2 separate regions of the Mus musculus genome follow, and region 2 is linked to region 1. The links are chromatin loops, found by intact Hi-C in ENCODE. Cell type or tissue: left cerebral cortex. All regions are shown on one strand. Each heading gives the region's core, and the rest is flanking DNA. Links, peaks and the distances in the headings are about the cores only. Region 1 overlaps Camkmt (calmodulin-lysine N-methyltransferase). Region 2 overlaps Camkmt (calmodulin-lysine N-methyltransferase).

Evidence for each region. Peaks named below come from ENCODE experiments on the same cell type or tissue, not always from the same donor. Only the 100,000 strongest peaks of a DNase experiment are listed, where the experiment ranks them.
Region 2: it touches region 1 in a loop (2.2-fold over the local background); 2 of 42 quality-filtered maps call a loop at or near these places.

Annotation. Positions count from the first base shown.
Region 1 is chr17:85,184,355-85,194,046 of GRCm38, forward strand. The region is part of intron 3 of Camkmt (calmodulin-lysine N-methyltransferase); the gene reads left to right. Among named protein-coding and RNA genes, the nearest start is that of Gm36826, 31 kb to the left of the region's middle. In left cerebral cortex, for the core only: a CTCF peak has its summit at 5,389 (motif pointing right); a DNase peak (open chromatin) is centred at 5,401.
Region 2 is chr17:85,450,093-85,459,784 of GRCm38, forward strand. It overlaps Camkmt (calmodulin-lysine N-methyltransferase), which reads left to right. Exons shown (of 11, transcript NM_028576.3): 10 at 2,104-2,235; 11 at 7,970-8,497. The coding sequence ends at 8,047. Among named protein-coding and RNA genes, the nearest start is that of Six3os1, 160 kb to the right of the region's middle. In left cerebral cortex, for the core only: no CTCF peak of the experiment used is centred there; a DNase peak (open chromatin) is centred at 4,710; H3K4me3 peaks cover 381 bases.

The DNA of each region.
Region 1 (9,692 bases), core at 690-8,689:
AAATTCTATGAGCATCACTGTAATTTTAATAGCTTAATATTATGTTGTCTTGATTTTTCATTGCTTATTGGCCTCCTAATAATAGCCACCATTTTCTTTCTTGCCCTTTCGATGTCATAGAAAGCTGCTGTGGACATGGATTTATGGAGGTCTCTGAATCATTTCTCAAAGCTAGCATGATGCGCACATTCGGTGTATTGTTTAAATCTGTGGGAAAGTAAAGTTGCAGGAAGGGAGTCTGAGTTGAAGAGGCTCAGTCTATCTCCTCTTGCATGTGAACAAGTGTTCACAGACCAAGCCAGGCTCTGAGGATACCTGCAAGCCCCAGTTCCTGCCTCGCTTGCAGCGGCCCACAGCGGGGAGAGAGGGTGGGCAGTGTAAGAAAGAAGGCATTGCATTTGGCTTTTGCTGTTTTTGGCTTTTCAATACAGTTTCTTCTTGTAGCCTTGGCTGTCCTCTTTAGACCAGACTGTCTTTGAATTTACAGAGCTCTACCTGCTTCTGCCCCTGGAGTACTGGGATTAAAGGTGTATGCCACCGCTGCCCAGCTGACATTGCATTCTTGAAATTATACCATGTAGAAAAGACATTCTGAAACTTTTTTTTTTAAGCAAACAAACAAAAAACAGACTTTGATTCTTCAGATAGCAAAACAGAGGTTTTGTATTGATGAAACTAGATGTTCAAGTCAAATTATAAAATGAATTTATATGAGTTTTAACAGCAGATACATTATTCAGGCCCCCCCCCACACCCCAAAAAACACACCTTGGGTACAGTTAAATCTGCAGAGATCCTAACTTTGCTGAGATTCCCACTGGCAATGGAGAGATGGGAAAGAAGCCACTCAGTGCGCTCCTCTAGTGCAGTGAGTGAATGTGGGTAGCGATGCTGCCATCGACTGCATTTGGGGAGGGGCGGAGGAATGGTTTTCTGAAGATTGAACTGCCAAGCATTGTCAATATTACTTAAAGAAAGCCAGAGACATGAGTTGTTACTGTTGAACTCACGCTTTGGGTAGGCATTTCATTTTTTGTTATGCTTTGTGAAACTAATGAAACATTGTACTAAGAAAAGATACAGTAATAATTAACAATTAGAACCTCATAACTGTTTTATTTATCAAAAATGCACGTAATCTCTATTTTAAAATGTAAGCAATGGAGCCCTAACAGCTTCTGTGTGAGTGATTGTATCACTGGGCCAGCAAGATGGCTTAGCAAGAAGGTGTGCTCACTACCAAGCCTGACAGAGTGAGTTCCGTTCCCAGGAAACACAACCGAGTTGTCCTCTGACCTCCACACGCCTGACATGGCATGGCTCCCCCCAAAGTTTGAAAGAATTGGGTCATTAGTGAGGGATTATAGTGGTGGGTTTAGTGCTGTCACATCTAGTGTTTTGATACGGGTTTTTCTGTTGCACTGGTTGATAACAGAGTGCTGGGCTCCAGTGACCAACCACCCTCACCACTGACCCAAGTAGTCAACAGTGTATCAGCATCACACCCAGCTGGCCCAGGACATTTTTATAAAAGAGATCATTGTATTTAGTATATTTTCATCACTTTAAACTGTTTAAGATCTTAAAGTGTAGATTTAGCAAAATTCTATATCCCCAATAATGTTATATGAACATTAACATTTTTATCTTCTCTTTGTGGAAGTTTTTTGTAAGTTCCCAGAGTTTATGAAAGGTACAAAACTGTCCTCCATCCTTGCGGAGTCCTTAGAGGTGACCCATGGCCCATCTAAGCTCAATGTTATACTTACTCCTCGAGTTCCAGCCTAGCCCATCCCACTTCTTGCGGCGTGCACAAGCTGCTGAGAAGGTACAGGGTCCAATGTGGAGCCCTACCCAACAAACACAATGATACAGATGCTCAAGGAGATGTCACGGGGCTTTAGAGTCATGGCGAGCCCTTGAATTTAAGAGAGAACTCGGGGAGGGAGGGGATGGTGGGTGATTCTGTAACAACTGTGCTGTCTTTCTTTCCCCACCCCATGATGGATCAAGTTCTTCTCTAATAAATCCAATCAACGTTGGTCAGGACCTCTGCTAACCACACCCACAACTGCTGCACTGGGCTGAGGCATCCGCTCCGTGCGTGCTTTCCCCGTTTGCTCCCCACTCCGCTGAAATCTAAGGGCCTCATGCCCGTAACTCTTCCTTATTCAATGCCTGCTGGCACACAGATGACTTCACATAGCTGGAAACAAAGTCGTGCCCAGGCACAAGAATAACAGGAAAACCTTGAGTATGGAATTAGAAGTGAGGGTGGCACACAGGACAGAGAGGCAGAGAGGGAGTGGGGCGGGGCAGTAGGATGCGCATCCCATCACAGAGAAGCAGAAGCAGGAGGTTCCGGAATCTGGGAGGTGGTAGTGGGTTGTGGGAAGGGTACAGGGCTGCGGGAGGGAGGAGAGCCAATAAAATACTTTGTTTGAGAAGGCGTAATGAAACCTAAAACAGTGAATGTTAGTTTAAGTATTAAGAAAAAAAAGACCCGAGGTAGGATGGTAGATGCACTCCAGGAATGTATAGTTGGTATTTTAATAAACTTTGCTGTAGTGCTTACTAAAATTTATAGTTGAGAAAAATGTAACCTTTTATAGCATTAGCATTTAATAGCATATCGCATTAGCATTAGCTTAACAATATATAAGCATATAGCAATATCATATAGCATTAGCTTAACACTGCCATGCTGTATTCACTTAAAGAGTTAATAAATCTTATTAAAATATTATTTAAATTTTAAAGAAAATGGAGGCTTGAAAGATAAATCTTAGTAAACATTAGAACATATCATCTTGAGTGAAAAGTATAGAGTGTGTCTTATTTGAAAAAAAGTAGTAGTTTTCACATCTAGGTAAGAGTAGGTAGAAATCTGAAAGGAACAACTGGTCTACCCCAAGAAAAGCTAGAGACAGTGTATATTACAGGCATGCCTCCCCCAGAGGAAGAGGCCAGCCAGGAACCATTAGAAAAGGGAGCTTCATTAAAGCCAAAACAGAACCCTGTCCTATCTCATTGCCTCATCACTTAAGAATGTCCTGGAGAGAGATAATGTGTGACTGTTGGTAGAGATCCACCTGCTTGTTTTCCTGTGCGTCCCTTCAGATCAAAGCTAGCATGTCCTTTGAAACCTTTCTTTTGTTTCTTATTATATAGCATGCAGTACCTGAAACACTATTGCTTTGGATTTTGATACGAAACAAGACGAATCACTGTTTGAGAGAAAAGAATGGGGGTTACCTTGCTTGATTTAAAGAAAAGATTTCTTGGTAATATGTTTAAGACATCTAAGATGCCTTTTGTCCTTGGAGCAGCTCTGCAGTTCGGTGCTTGAGTCGATATTGCAATTTAATACTGCACCTACAAAGAAAATTACAGTTTTTAAACTGTTTATTCCAAGTGCTTTCAAAATGAAGACACTACAAAAGTGGTAAAAGTGTGCTGTTGAAAAAAATGAAGTAGAAGATTATTAATTCCTTAAAGATCAAGCATATTGCAAATTCAAATGATCCCACTCATTATCAACATGGGGTCTCTCTACAGGTTTGCATATTATAATATGTTCTTAAAATGGGATACATAATGACTTTGTAGATCAACTATTTATATTTCGTAGCAGCTGAATCCCTTTCTTGCTGTGAAATATGTTCATTTTATTGTGATAATATGAATGCATAGGAAGGCAATAAAGGAAATGTTAAATCGTGCTTCATTCAGGTTTTAAAAGAACCCTGTCCATTTTAAAGACTTTCGAGTAACTTAATTTTAAAAAGAAATTGTTTTGTGAAAAGATGCTTGAAAGCGTGTGTTCCATGTAGCAGGTCATCAATGTCTTTTTGAAACTTTTAAGACACTTCAGTGTGTGTGTGTGTGTGTGTGTAGGGTGCACATGCACCATTGCAGGTGTGTGAAAGTCGGAGAATCACTTGAGGGAACCGGTTCTCTTTCCTGCTACGTGGGATTGAATCCGGGCTGTCAGGCTTGGCGGCTGGCTAGCACCTTCTCCCAGCGAATCACCTCACTGACCCAGAGCTTTCTTTGAAATTAAATGATTTCCATGATTGGTCACTAGAAATCTCTAGTTTGTAGCCCACTGAGCTGGTGGCTTTGGACGTGTCTTATAATTTCTCTCTCTGTCCTTTACCTCATCTGTAAGATGGAGGTAATGTTCCATACAGTGTGTAAAGGGTCAGTGCTTGCACATAGAAGGTACCTAGCATAGAGCATAGGGTGGGTACTAACTATAGCATAGTGGTTATGGTCTGAGGGACCTACTACTTAGCAAGTTTTCATGCAGTTATATCAAAGGGAGTCTAAGTGTATGCATGGCATGGCACATGCAAGGAGGTGTGTGTGCATGCATGCATGCGTATGTGTGTGTGTGCGCATGGTGTTAGCCGTTACTAGCTTTTGCCATTTTCTGTAGTAATGGGTAATGGTTCACTACTCCATGAGGATGGTGTTTCTAACGGCACAACGGGCAGTATTCATTTCTGATACAGGCAGACTGAATGTCTGCTACCTGTTACAATGGTTTCTGCTTTGTTTATAATCTTTATTATGTTTTCTTTTGGAGATAGTGAAACCCTTTGTTTCTGTCCTTATTTATAACACTACATAGCTAACATTTAAAATGCTTTATATCTTTGACAATTACAAAACTGTTGGCTATTTTAGTAGACACAGGAGACAGTCAAAGGGAAGTGTCACTTGATGGTTACGATGAAAAGATAAAAGTGAACTCCTTTTCTTTTTAAAGAAAATTATGCCAGCATCTTCAACCCGTGTTGCTACTATTCAAGGTTTGAGTTTACGGTTCCATACAGTAAGTAAGTATATACTCTTGTTCTTAGGATGTGTAAAGTTACAAGAAACCTCATGAAAAGGCCAACTCTGTCATCACTATCCCAGAGGAATGAATTCTGGAAAAAAGGCGGTAGTTTGGGTAACTGGCATTTTGCACTTTCCTAAACCTTCCCCACCACCAGGCCCCGCCCCCGCACCCCCACTCCCGCTCCCGCCCCTTGCCGCGAGTCTCTGCAGAATACCTGTCTTTTCTGGTCTGGTTGGTGCAGAATGGCTGAGTGAGAGCAGATTAGCAATTTGAGCTAGACTTTGTGAGTCTGTTGTTTATCGTCATGAATTTTGCAGAGTTCAAGGAGGTGTTTTTTTTTTTTTTTTTAAATCCTCCCTATCACAAATCACCTAGCAGCTAGATTCAAGCGGAAGTTGGAGTTTATTTTACAAAACATGAAAAAGCTTTTAAACCAACGTCTTTGAGGTAAATCTGTAGCCAAAGTGAGGCCACCTGCTGTTTAGAAAAGTGCTTACACGCTCAGGACATTTCTGTCCCCAGTGGAGGAGCTCGCCGAGTAAAAGACTGCCATTGCAGATCCTGCCCGACAGGTGGCAGCAGTTCCCACAGTTTCAGAGCATAACAATAGCTGGCTCTGTGGCTCCAAGAATAAAGCTGTCATGAACTCATGGGATCTTTATACAGTAAGGGCTCTTCTTTGAAATGTGATACATGAGAAAATTACCATTAGTTTTTAGTTCCCCTTTTAAGGTTTAAGTAGCTTATCTTTTTTTTTCTTTTTGTAAGTTCCATTTTGTATTTGAAATCCTGCCCCCAAACAAGTGTTAACAGCCACTGCTTTTTTTTCTTTTCTTTTTTTTTTTTTTTTTTTTTTTTTTTGTGGTCTTGTATTATAAAGTCTGAGTCTTTGGGTTATCTAAGGGAAAGCTATGCTGCTAACTTCTGTCTCCCTTTTCTTCCCCCCTCCCCGTGCCCTAATTACAAGAATAATCCATTGTTAATTTTGACTGCTGCTGCGGTCTCCGAGAAGGAAATCCTAGCTGCTGTCTGTGCGAGCCTAATTTCCCTGTGCTCAGGAGTTGAGTGGTTAATGGTTTAACAGCGCCATTCACCTTCTAGGAGGCTTTGAACCAAATCGTAGCACCTCTGAGAGACTGATTTTGCAACTGTCTATAAAAAGAAGGGTTTTTGAATAATGCCTGGGGCAGCTTCTGATCCTCTGATAGCCGGCAGCAGCATACCTTTTGGTACACACAGACGCTTCCCCTGTCCGAAATGCCTTGTAGGTGTGGGGAGTGTGGGCTGCTTGTCCATTTTAATGGTAAAAGTGACTACCTAAAATGTATTCCCTGGTAATTGTCTTAATTCATAGAGGTACATTCTTAAGTGAACTCGTCTTTTTAATTCAAATCAAAATAGAATTAAGCCTACCTTCGAAAATGTTTTTTTTCCCAGAAATTCTGTAGCAACCACTGTCTTATTATTCAAATTAATCATCCAGAAACCTTAATGTGATAATTTATTCAAGTTAATATGAAAATCTGAGGATTTTATTTTTTTTAATTTAGAAAAGACTAGGCATTATTTATTTATCCATCTGTCTGCCTGTCCGTCCTCCAGCCATCTACCATGTAGAGATGGTAACAGTGGCCCGTTGTGTGCAGTTCATGAGCATCTTTGTGCATTTTGAAGGGAGTATCTCGAGCTGTTACTGTTTGGAGCTCATTGATTTTTTTTTTTTTTAATCTGTCACCTACATTTTTTTTTGAACTTTGCAGAATTATAGGTTCTTAGAGCGAATCTATTTCTATTAAGTAAGTATAGCATTGAACTATTTCAAATGAAAACATACATCTTCCTGAGCACTATCCACATCCACAGAAATGCATATGTTTAGTTCTGATAGATAAAGGGAATGTGGGATTTCATGTTGTAAAACATTGTTATTCCTTAAGAACAAGGTACATGCCTAAACTTGCCTATCATCTATAGACCGCAGCAGTTAGTCAACGCCTCAGAACAGCATAGGGTGATGTTCCAGTCAGAATCAGGCTCTACTGCCCTATCCACCCAGCGTGTATAAAAGGATGGTAATAAAAGCAAAGACGTTTCCTAAGAATCTCACATGCTCTAAACTGCTACATCTAAATAGTTATTAAGTAGCATTGTCTGCAACTTGAAAAATAGTGGTTTTTAAAGTAACTACTATGAGCAAGAGTATAAGTAAGTTTCTTTTTACTTGAATACTTTTCATGGTAAATATTGATAAAAATGTTTTTGAAGGAATAATGACAATTTAATAATATGAATTTTGGTCCTTGATGGATTTTGGCCAGGGTTGGGGGCGTATTTAAATAGCTAACCCCCAAGCCCGTCTTTGGAAGCTGGGCTCCCTAGGCTATCTGCAACCGTTCCTCTGTGCTTTAGAGATGTCCCACTCACCGGAGACCCAACATGCCGCAGCACAACCCCGTGGTTTCTTCTTTGTGGTGCTCTTTTAGAACATTATGTGAAAGTAATTTCAGTTCCTGTTAAACTGTGAGCATATTCAGGTAACCATCTTGTTCTAGCATGTAATTTTTAGAAGTATTTTTAGAAAAATGCTAAATGTCCTTTGGTGAGCCTACATGACTATTTAACAGCGATTCCCTAATGGCTAAGTTGATGTTTATCTTTGAAAGTAAAATCATTTTGATGAATGAAAGGCTTTTAATGAGTCTCATAACCTCTGAGAGCTTGGAGTTGATCCTGACACTTGTATGGACATTTAAAAATTAAAGTACAATGTATCATAAGGATTGAAAAAGAAATCAAGGTATTTGACTTAATTTAGCCTTATTTAAATCCATTCTAGAAAGTGCCATTCTTTGTAATTAAGATTTTTGCCGGTCTATTTAAAAATGAGTTTGCAGGTTATTTCCCCAAATTTAACCATCCTAAACTTTAGTCTTAATCAAGTATTATGTAAAAAATGTTCACAGAAAGGTTGGTGTTGGAGAGGCCAGGTTAGGATGAGCACCTTTGAGAGGGGAATTGGCCAGCTGGGACAAGTGTGGTAGACTGATTGGGAGAGAGCCAAGGGGAGGTACATACAGTGTGTGGTAGCGTGGGTCCAAGGAAACCAGGGAGACAATAAACCCATGACTCTAAGGAATGGGTGGGGAATGGACTGCCTCACTAATTGAGTTTCTCTATTTGACATGTTACCCATATGTGTCTATGTGTATTGTGGGCACGACACATACACATAAGCTGGTCAAGCCTTAGCGTATAGTAAGATGGGTGTTGATTTGAGTATACATTGGTATCAAAGTGGGATTGGTTCTGAGTCCCACTCACTCCAACTCCATGCCAAACCTCAGATGCTCGGGTCCCTGATGGATAGCGCATTATTTTCCCACGACAGATATGCATTCTTTCACATATGCCGAGTCATTTCTAGAGTGTTTATGATACTTAATACGAGTGACCCGTGACTGTACTACCTTGATGTGTTCAATCTTGCCTAATGTATTTGTTAGACTGTATTATTTAGGGAATAATGACAAGAAAAATAGTCTGTATGTGTTCAACACAGACAGGGTCTCCTCTGAGTATTTTCAATATGTGGAATACAAAGATACAGCTGACTGTACACCAAAAAGAATTGCTTCAAAACATGACTTAGTTGGCTTGTTGAGTCTGGAATCTGAATGGTCACGGGTTGTTTCTGTTTTTAGAGTCCTACGTATGGGCAAGGGACTCAGCAAGAGTTGAGCTTTCAGGTCACTTGTGTCCCAGATACATAAGAGTTTTGTTAATATAAATTCTGCATATTTAGTGTTGTACATATTTAAGTAAGCATATTTACAGGTATTTACTAAAATGTTATCTTACAGACATATTTCTGTCCTGCGTGGTACAGGGTAAGACACCAATGCCTCTGTTGTATTTTACTATGAATGGCCTTCTACAGGTTTCTGAACTCTAGAAATAGCTCACCCTAAGAGAACCCTCTCTGGACAGTCCTGAACTCTGTAGCCTCTGCATTAGGTATCACTGATGAACATGCAGATTTCTTTAGAGAGGGGAGTGGTTTGGAAAGGTTCATTCCTATCACATGTCCACTGGCTCCTCTTCATATATGATGTCTGGTTGCATGATCTCCCAACCCAGGTCTGTTTGAATTTAGCATTGCCAGCTGTGTCAGAAGGCGCTGTGGTTGCCAGTGTTGCATCCCTGTATCCGCTGGCCAGGTGTATAGCATGTAAGGCTGGCAAGGCCTGTGCCTGGGCAGTGTGAGAATGCAGGGAAGGCTCCTGACCAGCCCATCTGCTCGCTTATGTAAGCGGATACGTCCCCTCAGCGAGCCGAGAGAACAGCTGACATGAATTTGTGGGTCTCTTGGTCAGCACGGAAAGCGCCGTCCCCCAGTCTACTCACGTGTTTTCCTTAGGCTCTCAGAGAAACAGCAGCTCTTCCCCCTTCCCTCTCCAGTGTCTTCTTTCCAAGTCTTGCTATGTCTGCACTAGGCTCAGACTCCCGGGCTCACACGGCTCCTGTCTTCATGTCCCATGGAGTGGGCACTGTGGGCAGGTCAGACTACTTACGGGGAGACAAAGCAAAATCGAGATGCATTGCTTACTTATGAATTCAGCCAGCCACTTCTGAGCAGTGCTTGTGTGTGCGCACTCATGTTGTAAAGTGTGTATGCATGTGTGTGTACATATGTGTGTGAGAGTGTGTATGTTCTGTGCAAGTGAATGTGGATGCCAGAGGCCTGCATCACGTCTTCTTCTATTGCTCTTCATTGTTGTTATTATTAATTATTATTATTATTGACAGTGTCTCACTGAATCTGGCGCTCCTCTGTCGGCTACAC
Region 2 (9,692 bases), core at 814-8,813, 270 kb after region 1:
TGTATGCATGTTACAGGAAGTGGGCGGGGGGAGAATAACATGCAACGAGTTATCAGCAAAGAGTCATTATGAACTGTCCTGTCACACCAGCTTTCTGAAGTCCATGTACATGTTGCTCAGGTTCTCTTCATGACCACAGCCCTCTCCAGATCATGTGTCTGCTTAGACACGCCCGCCTGCCTGCATGGTCCCACTTCCATTTGACTGCTGTAGCGAGTTGTCCTGTTACAGTGTGGGCCTTTCCGAGGGATCCACTGAGGTAGGAAACCTAAGTCTCGGAACCTTGTCCCAGACCAGAAGTCACAGAAAAGACTTGGGAGCAGGACTGAAATGTGAGAACGCTTCAGCACGGATTGTGCTCACTGATCCCAGGGAGAGTAGGCTGGCACCTCATCTTCTAGTAGATTAACATGTATATGAACTGGTTACCACATGTCCTGGAGCTGCGTCGTGTGTTGGCAGTATGAAACAGTAATGGGAACTCAAGAAGTGAGACTCCAGAGAACCAAATAACCCTATTAAAAAAAAAAAAAAAACGGGGAACAGAACTAAAATTCAGAGAAACAGAACAGAGACGTCTCAACTGAGGAAACTCGAATGGCTGAGAAGCACCTAAAGAAATGTTCAACATCCTTAGTCAACAGAGAAATGCACATCAAAACGGCCCTGAGATTCCACCTCACACCAGTCAGAATGGCTAAGATCAAAAGCTCAGGTGACAGTAGATGCTGGCAAGGATGTGGAGAAAGAGGAACACTCCTCCATTGCTGGAGGGACTGCAAGCTGGTACAACCACTCTGGAAATCAGTTTGGCAGTTCCTCAGAAAATTGGACCCAGCTATACCACTCCTGGGCATATACCCAGGATACACCAACATGTAATAAAGACACATACTCCTCTATGCTCATAGTTGCCATCTTTATAATAGCCAGAAGCTGGAAAGAACCCAGATGTCCCTCAACAGAGGAATGGATACAGAAATGTGGTACATTTACACAATGGAGTACTACTCAGCTATTAAAAACAATGACTTCATGAAATGCATAAGCAAATGGATGGAACTTGAAAATATCATCCTGAGTGTGGTAACTCAGTCAAAAAAGAACACACATGATATGCACTCACTGATAAGTGGATATTAGCCTAAAAGTTTGGAATACTCAAGATTCAATTCACAGACCATATGAAGCCCAAGGAGAAGGAAGACCAAAGTGTGGACGCTTCAGTGCTTCTTAGAAGGGGGAACAAAATACTCAGAGGAGGAAATATGGAGACAAAGGGTAGAGCAGAGACTAAAGGAAAGGCCATCCAGAGACTGCCCCACCCGGGGATCCATCCCATACACAGACACCAAACCCAGAAGCTACTGTGGATGCCCAGAAGTGATTGCTGACAGGAGCCTGATATGGCTGTCTCCTGAGAGGTTCCATGCAGCCCCAACGGAGTGAGCAACAATGTCAACTGGCCAGACCCCCTGGAGCTCCCTGGGAACTGGATCACCAACCAAAGAGTACACATGGAGGGCCCCATTGGCTCCAGCCCCATATGTGGCAGAGGATGACCTTGTTGGACATCAGTGGGAGGAGAGGCCCTTGGGCCTGAGGGTGTCCGATGCCCCAGTGTACAGAATGCCAGAGCAGGAAGACGAGAGTAGTTGGGTGGGCGGGGGAGCACCATCATAGAGGTAGGGGGAGGGGGAAAGGATAGGGGGCTTTCAAAGGGGAGACCTGGAAAGGGGAAAACATTTGAAATGTAAAGAAAGAAAATATCAACAAAAAAAAAAAGAGAGAGAGTAATGAGAGCCACCCCAAACTCTGACATTTATGGTATGTTGTTCAGGAGAGCAGCTTCCATTGCATTTTGTTTATTACCTAGACATTATTTAGAAATGCTGCAGTATATCATGGCTATCTGAGTGTGAAATATTCTTTTCTGCATCTGTTCCTGAAATAATTCTTCTGTGAGCATGTGTCCTGCTTAGATGTCTCTATAAACAACAGTTCCGTAGCTGTACCTGAGAAGACAAATGCTTTGACTGACAGCTGTTGTGTTTGGTTGCTTTCCAGTTTTAAACTGTGTGAATTTCTTTTTTAATGTTCTAGGGGAAAGCGGTGGTATTTGCCCCACGCCGAGGGAATACTTTCAACCAGTTTTGCAATCTAGCTGAAAAAGCTGGTTTCTCTCTCCAAAGACATGAAAATTACGATGAGCCCATTTCAAACTTCCACTCCAAGGTTAGTTCTCTGCCTGTGCTAGATAACACTTTAATCCGAGTTGCATTCTGACGAGATCATGGTCTTTTTGGCAGGTAACCTAAATATTTGATTAAAGTATTCTTTAGGTGTGTTGCTTCTGAACAGCTATTTGTATCTGGTTATTTTGTGTGGCAAAGCCATCTTTTATCTTTGCATGTCTATGAGGATTTTACAGAAATCATTCCTGTTTACCCCTTTCTCTGAAACAAACTAATCTTTTTCATTCATAATGGACTAATTTGCAAGATGTGAGAGGAGGTGGTTTAGCATGAGTGACAAACATGCATTTGTGTTTTCATGAAAAAACCTTGGGCTTCTAAGTAGGTTAAATGCTTAGCCGGACTGAAATAAATAGAAGGTGAGTGTCTAATTGTATCATGTTGGACTGTAAATCTTTATCACTGCTTGCTTTATGGCTGGGTCAGTTGACAGTTTGAGACTGTTAAATCTCATACAGAATTTCACAGTTGCGAGGTTATATGTCAGATTGAGGCGCGCGCTACAAGATTTAGGTCAGAAGCCCTTATCTGAGAGTGGGTTCTAAGCCTGCTTACATAAAGCAGTGTTATCAGCCTCTTTATTATTTATGTGCATGGGGCAATATAGGACACCAAGAGGCGAGCATTTCCTGGAAAAGTTTCCAGGGCTCTCACGTTTGCTGGTGCCCACCACGGGGACTAGCCTGACGCGGATTTCTTGTGTATATGCGTGCCTCTACAGAAGTCTCCCTTTGCTGAGCTCATCTGCCCTCAGTGAGAGACTCTGACTTGTCACGCTTTCACAAGCTATGACTACAGGAAAGTAAAAAAGCCCGGCCTTAATTTTCCCCTGGCACAATGTGAATAGCATTCTTTACTGCTCGGGACTGTGATATAATGTTGAAATATGTCAGCTACTGAAAAGTCATATTCAGAACGGATCAGATCTTCCAAGCGAGAGAAAAGACCCTTATTCTCAATTCCTAGAAATGGGTTGCCTTCTTGGCGTCTCCAGGGCTCCATTCGCCAGTGGGTGGGGGCAGGAGGAGAGGGAGCTTTGAGAACCGGAAGTTCAATGGCATCCTCTCACTGATGGAATTGGACCTCCGCCTTACAGTCAGAAAGCAGGAACCAACTGGCAAGTTATTCACATCTTACCTGCTCCCCCAGAATAATGCTCCCCTCCTTAGCCTCTCCCCAGAACAAAGGGAAGAGCTCTGAGAAGTTACCTGATGGGGAAGTGTCTCTCCTGAGTACCTTCAACTAAAGGAATGAGGTGGCCTCCTCTCAGAGTCAGGCTGCAACTGCGGGGTCAGCTGATGCTGCTGTGACATCCTGTCCGTCTTCTGGCCCTTCAGAACCACAGATGCTTTTAGTTTCTCAGTGACAGCTCAGGAGAGCGAAGGTGTGGGTGCTTCCACCAGCAGAGATGTTTGCCATTGCCCCCCTCCCAGGACCCCTTGTCTCCTCTCTGCAACATCTGAAGTAGGATGGGACAAGCAAGACACCTTGGTGCCACACACCCTCTTCTTTGTCTTAGAACTTGTCAGTCTCTAGTGGATGGCAGCCTCCTCCTTTGATTTCCAATGCCGTGCCCTACCCCGATAAGCACAGCACACTTAGAAAACCTCTGAATATGTTTCTGGCATCTATATTGTGTGCTGTACCAATGTGTACTGGGTAGGTCACCACTGACTGATGAGCCAGCCCAAACACAAATACATCTCTTTAAATAATTAAATGGCCTCAGGTTTGCTTACACGTCAAATTCTTTCCTTTGCTGACAATGGGCTTAGAAATAGTCTCCCTGTGGCTGTGGGGTGAACCTACACAGGAATGATGTACTGAGGAGGTAGAACCCAGGGAAGATGCTGTGCAGTCCTGGGTCAAGGGTATAAATAAATTGTGTGTGTGTGTGTGTGTTTAATGAGAGCTATTTCAGTTAGTTTGACGTCTTGCTTCTATCACAAGAATGCTCATCCCTTGTGTCCCCTTTTTCATCAGACTCACGATCCTACACACACACACACACACACACACACACACACACACACACACACACAACCCACCACCACCGCTGCCACACACACACACCAGCAGGCCCGGGACCAGGTGGAGTGAGTATGGGGTCGCCCCTGTTCCTGCTCCCGGAGCTCAGGAGTCTCAGTCCCAGCCCGTGAGACCAAAGGCAGTGAGTGCCCTGTCTCTGCCACTTCCACGCAGCTCCAGGAAGCTGAGGGCCGGCAAGGCTGGGGGAACCTCCTCCTTGGCGGCTTTTGTTGGCCGCGTGCTAATAGCCAGGGCTTAAAAGTTTCCCATCTTGAGCTGCAATCAGCTTTCTTCTTCTGCATCTCTGGCCAAAGCCCACCGTCCCTGGGCCGCTCCTGCTCCCCATCGGAGGAGCAGCGTTTCCCTTCGGGCTGCGTGTTATCCTCTTAGCCCTACTGTGTTGGAATAGACCGTGAGCAGCTGGAGGACTGTAAGACGCCTGATAATGCCGCTCTTTTCCGCTGTCCCGTCTTAATCTTGTTACACAAATGGTTGTGAAGAGATTCATGAATTTTAATTTTGCCCTCTGCATTAGCGCCTCACGTCACTCATACACAGCTGCCTTCTATGCCGAGTTTTTCACCCCTCCTCTTACAACAGGGGAAAAAAATTAGTTACAATCTTGGCAGTAGTGCAAGGTAAAAAAAAAAAAAAAAAATCTACCGATTTAGGCAACCACCCATGAAGCTGATTAACAGTCAGCGATCAGGAGGAACGGCTTTGCCTCTTAAACTTTTCACCTCTCATTGTTAACTGTGAAATTTTATTTCCGTTAAAAAGCAAGCCTGTAATCAAAACGGTGCCATTCTGTACTCTGTGCCCGTGCTTTTGTTAAACCGTACCCACACCGTGCAGCCGGCGTGCCCAGGAACCAGGCAGCCGAAGGTGGCGTGCGCTTTTAAAACAGCGCCTTTCTGCTTGTCCGGGCAACAGGAAGGGGAAAAAAATAATAACAACAAAACACTTCCCTCTCCTTCCCAGCCTCCTCTTGGTCCCTCCAGACTGAGAATCAAACCTCTTGCCCCATGGTGTGGTGCAAACCACGAAGACACAGGACTGTTAAGCCAGCCAGCGGTTTAGCCAGGAAGAGTGTGGCTTAGATTGAAATTACCTGGTGACACCGCTCAGAGGTTCTTTGGGGATATAATTTTACAAGCCACGAGTTGGGTTTTGTGTTGTTTTGGTTTTCTAACTTTGGCAAAACCACTGGGGGATTCTATTTTCTATATTTCTGTACTTAGCCCAGAAAAAAAGCAGGGTGGGTGCGGGGTGGGGGTGGGGGGGCTAGAGCTGTGTAGTCAGTACATTGTGTGAGCTGCACAGCCATATTGCACTTCTGCTTATCTATTCAAAATGCCACGTTACAAGTGGCTGGTGCTTGTAATCTGTGTGGTGTGCTGTTGATAATTGTGGATACTGTAAAGGGTAAACACTGAACCCCACTCCTGATGCTGTTCCTGCAGCAGTAAGGCTGAGTGCGCTACATCCAATTATGAAATGAACACGATGTGTCTAATAACAGCTATATAATTTAGTGCGGTCCTCAAAGACCCCGTGTTAACCTATGAAACTGAAGAATTGTTTTATTCACAATTTGCTTTTTGTTCCTATTTTTTTTTCAAGGTGCTTTCTTACTTCTTAAAAATTATAATTATCAGTTGAGCAAAGAATAAGTGGAAATACTCTTAAGTCTTGAGCCAGCATTTCCCCCATCCGAGCCAGCATCTCCCAACAGCCTTGTAGGTTTACTTGGTTCAGAGATACCCAGGCGGGTGTTTGTGAGGTGGGAAGACCCCCCATTTCCAGACAGGCTCAGAGGGAGAGCCAGGCTTGTCTGTCCCTTCCCTTCAGGCAGCCGAACCTCTGCTTTGGCCTCCAGAGGTCAGCACAGAATTCAAATTAAAACTGATTTCTAAACCATATTTACAGAAGAATTATTTATCCCATATATTACCTCAGGGACTTTATAAAGAGCTCATTTGAGGCTCTGGATATTTATTAGCACCTGGAGAGTGAGTAGGTCAGCTGACTCACAGAGTGATCAACGTTCCTTTATCGGGCCTGGAGAAAAGAACTTAGCTATGGTGGCCCCCTCTCCTCTCTGAGAAATGTTTCAATGATCTTGTTCCGTTGCTAGGGTGATGTGTGACTACAAGGTATGTTCAGAGCCAGAATGGACAGCAGAGTTGGGGAAGCCAGTTTCTTGGAATTCTCATGATGATGATTCTTAGACTAGAGAGTGAGGAACACTGTGGTGACAGGCTCTTCAAGCCCCGTTCTAAGTAGACCACTAGCCAGTTTGTGAGCAGACATCTAAGAAAGCAAATGGGCACCACCCTACTTCCTGTTCTTGGGAAAGGAGGCTGCGCGCCCTTAATCCATGCGCTCTAGAGGCAGAGGCGGGCAGGTCCACAGAGTTAGGTGCAGGACTGCTAGTCCTATACAGAGGAACCCTGTCTCAAAAATAAATAAGCAAATAAACAAATAAATAAATAAACAAATGAAACAAATAGGAAAGGAAGGCGGTGAGACTGGCCTTAGGTCCCAGTGGAGAAGGTGGACTCAGGACTCCTGTCTTTAATACTGAGGCATATCACCATTTTGGAATAGGATTTAGAAGAGACTTGTACTTGTAAAAGATGCAGGTAAGCATATCTCCAGCAGAATATGATAGTGGAGCCTTTCCTGAGACGTTTGTTTAGGGTGGCCAGTAGTGACTGATTTGAAATAATAAAAGAGTTGCTTTCCTGTATAGTAAAAAGACTTCTTATCCTTATAGATTAAAAATAAATTAACAATTAGCTCAAAAATATCAACTTAGAAACTAGCCAGGTGTGGTGGAGCATGTCTTTAATCCCAGAAACTCAGGAGGCAGAGGCAGGTAGATCTCTTGAGTTCAAGGCCAGCCTGGTCTACAGAGTGAGTTTCAGGACAGCCAGGGTTACACAGGGAAACCCTGTCTCAAAAGAAACAGAAGAAGAGAAGGAAGAAAAAGAAGAAACAAACTAATAAACTGCTATTTATAGAATAAGTATAAGCATGACTGTCAGGTTTATTATAACCAAATGAGGGGGTAAAGTGCACTTCACTTGTCATAGGCCAGAATGTGTGCTTGAGGCTTGAAGGTTGGTTGGGATATAAAATTGTATCACAGAAGGCCCTCACAAATTCGTCTTAGCACATCAAATGTTGCTGCTCTGTTGGAATATGTTCCTGGGAGTAGGCTGGGGTCCTAAATCACCACTTGCTATAAATGCCCCCAAACGAGACCTAGACAGCCTTTGAAATGTCTGAAGCCCACAGCTGTGTCTCGGTGCCCAGCTCTTGCGATGGTGTCCAGTTATTCCAATACTCTTGCCTGCTTAGAGCCCAGGGCAGCAAGGACCAGGCTAAGAGACATGCCCAGCGCCAGTCTGGAAAGATGAAGGTACCCCAGCTTTCCCTCAGTCATGGTGTAGTTTGGGTACAGTCACACAATCCTCACCCAAAACAAAACATAACAGCAACCCGTCCCCCACCCCCGATTCCTATGTTAATATTATCGTGACACCAGAACCACTAAAAACAATGTTGAGTTGCTTTCCTGTGATTATGTCTCAGAATTACATATTTAGGTTAATAAACCGTGATGTTAAAATTAACATTAATACTAATTTATAAAAATTTGGTATTTCTGTTATTTTCAGTTGAAAAAAGAAGGGTCAGACATATATGAAGAAAACCTGCACTACCCACTTCTGCTTATTTTAACCAAAACGGGATAGAAGAAAACATCAGATGCAGAGAAAGATTTCCACACTATATGAGAACTCCGCCACAGCGCCTCTGGGACTCAGGGCTCCACCCACTTTCGAACATTCCGCATCTTGGGACTCCGCCCATTACTCCGGCCCTCGGCAGCTCTCCCACCCTCCGCAGCGCGCTCGCTCCCACCAGTCCTTTTTAAGGAAGCTTGTTGCTCTTCCGTACCAAACCTTTGTGTGTTTTTCTGTGTCAGCAGCCTGTCTTAGATCAGAATTTGACTTGTGGAGCAATCTAAATAGTTTTCTCTCTAAAGCACAATTTCTTTTGATGATTTCCATCTGCCGCCCCCCCTCCTTTTTTTTAATTGCCTTTGTTCTTGTTTGGTAATAGTATTCTTTATCCACAAACACAGAAAGCATCACCCTTCTTTTCTGGATAAATAAACAAACCTTATTTTTCTGATATCTCAATTAATTGTTTCAATCTATCGTCTCTTGCTCTGTCTCTCTGTCTCTGTCTCTCTAATTATTTTTTTCTTTTTAAACAGGATGTTTTTTCCCCCTATAGATGTATAAGAAATGACTACAGCAGCCCAAAGCCTCGTAAACTGACCGTTTGTCCTCTGGACACAATAGCGTGGCCAGCCCTCTGCTCCTCCTCCCCAATTATGTGTGATTAGTCTCAGTGCGCTGTGTCAAGGAGGGGGAGTGCGCTGACTGCTTATTATCTGTTTAGGTACAAGAAGAGCACATTTAGGCTCTGACTATGAATGAAAAGTGAGCCTCTATCAGGGCTTAAATCTAACGCCGCTGGTCTCAGGCTCCCTCAAAATAGGTCTCTTCCAGAGAAATGTTGACTAAACGTTGGATAAACTACATTGCGACCAGGGGAAAGTAAGAAAGTAAGAAAGGAAGAAAGGATGGAAGGAAGGAAGGAAGGAAGGAAGGAAGGAAGGAAGGAAGGAAGGAAGGAAGGAAGGAAGGAAGGAAAGAAGGAAAAGAAAGAACAAAAGAGGGGAAGAAAGAAAGATCACACAATTAGCTTATTTAAAATAAGTATATAATGAGCTAAATACCTAATAAAAAATGGAAAAAAAATAAGTATATAATGTTAGTTTCAGGGATTTGAGTGTATAGTAAACATTTAATAGGCGCTACTCTGGAGGAAGCTTTGCTGCAGGGACCCCAGCCCATCCTGCCTGCTTGCTTACATGAAGTGCTCTAATGCCTTTTGTGGAAATTCAGATGTTTATCTGCAAGGAATCATCTGTGCCCACTTTGGCAGGAATGTCATTGGGTGGGTTAGCTGTGTATCTTCCTATCTTTAGCAGAAGAAAAAGTGTATATTGAATGTGATACCAATTAAAGTGATAGGTGGGGCGGGGGCTCATCTTTTTGCATGTTAATCAAACTTAGATGCCATAAAAATATTGACTCTCAAATGTCTTCTCTGCCCGCTACTATCATCAAACAAAAATTGTACCTTCAATTTGCACGTCCCTGTCGTCACCACATTCTCTGCTCCATCAGAGCACCTAGACAGATCTCAGAAGGCGCAGGTCAAGTTGCAGTTAGATCACACATTTCTTCCTCACAGAAACTTGAATTGCAAAGCCAAGGGATGGGCCAGCGTCACAATAACAGCTATTTATTCCTCTTTGGATAA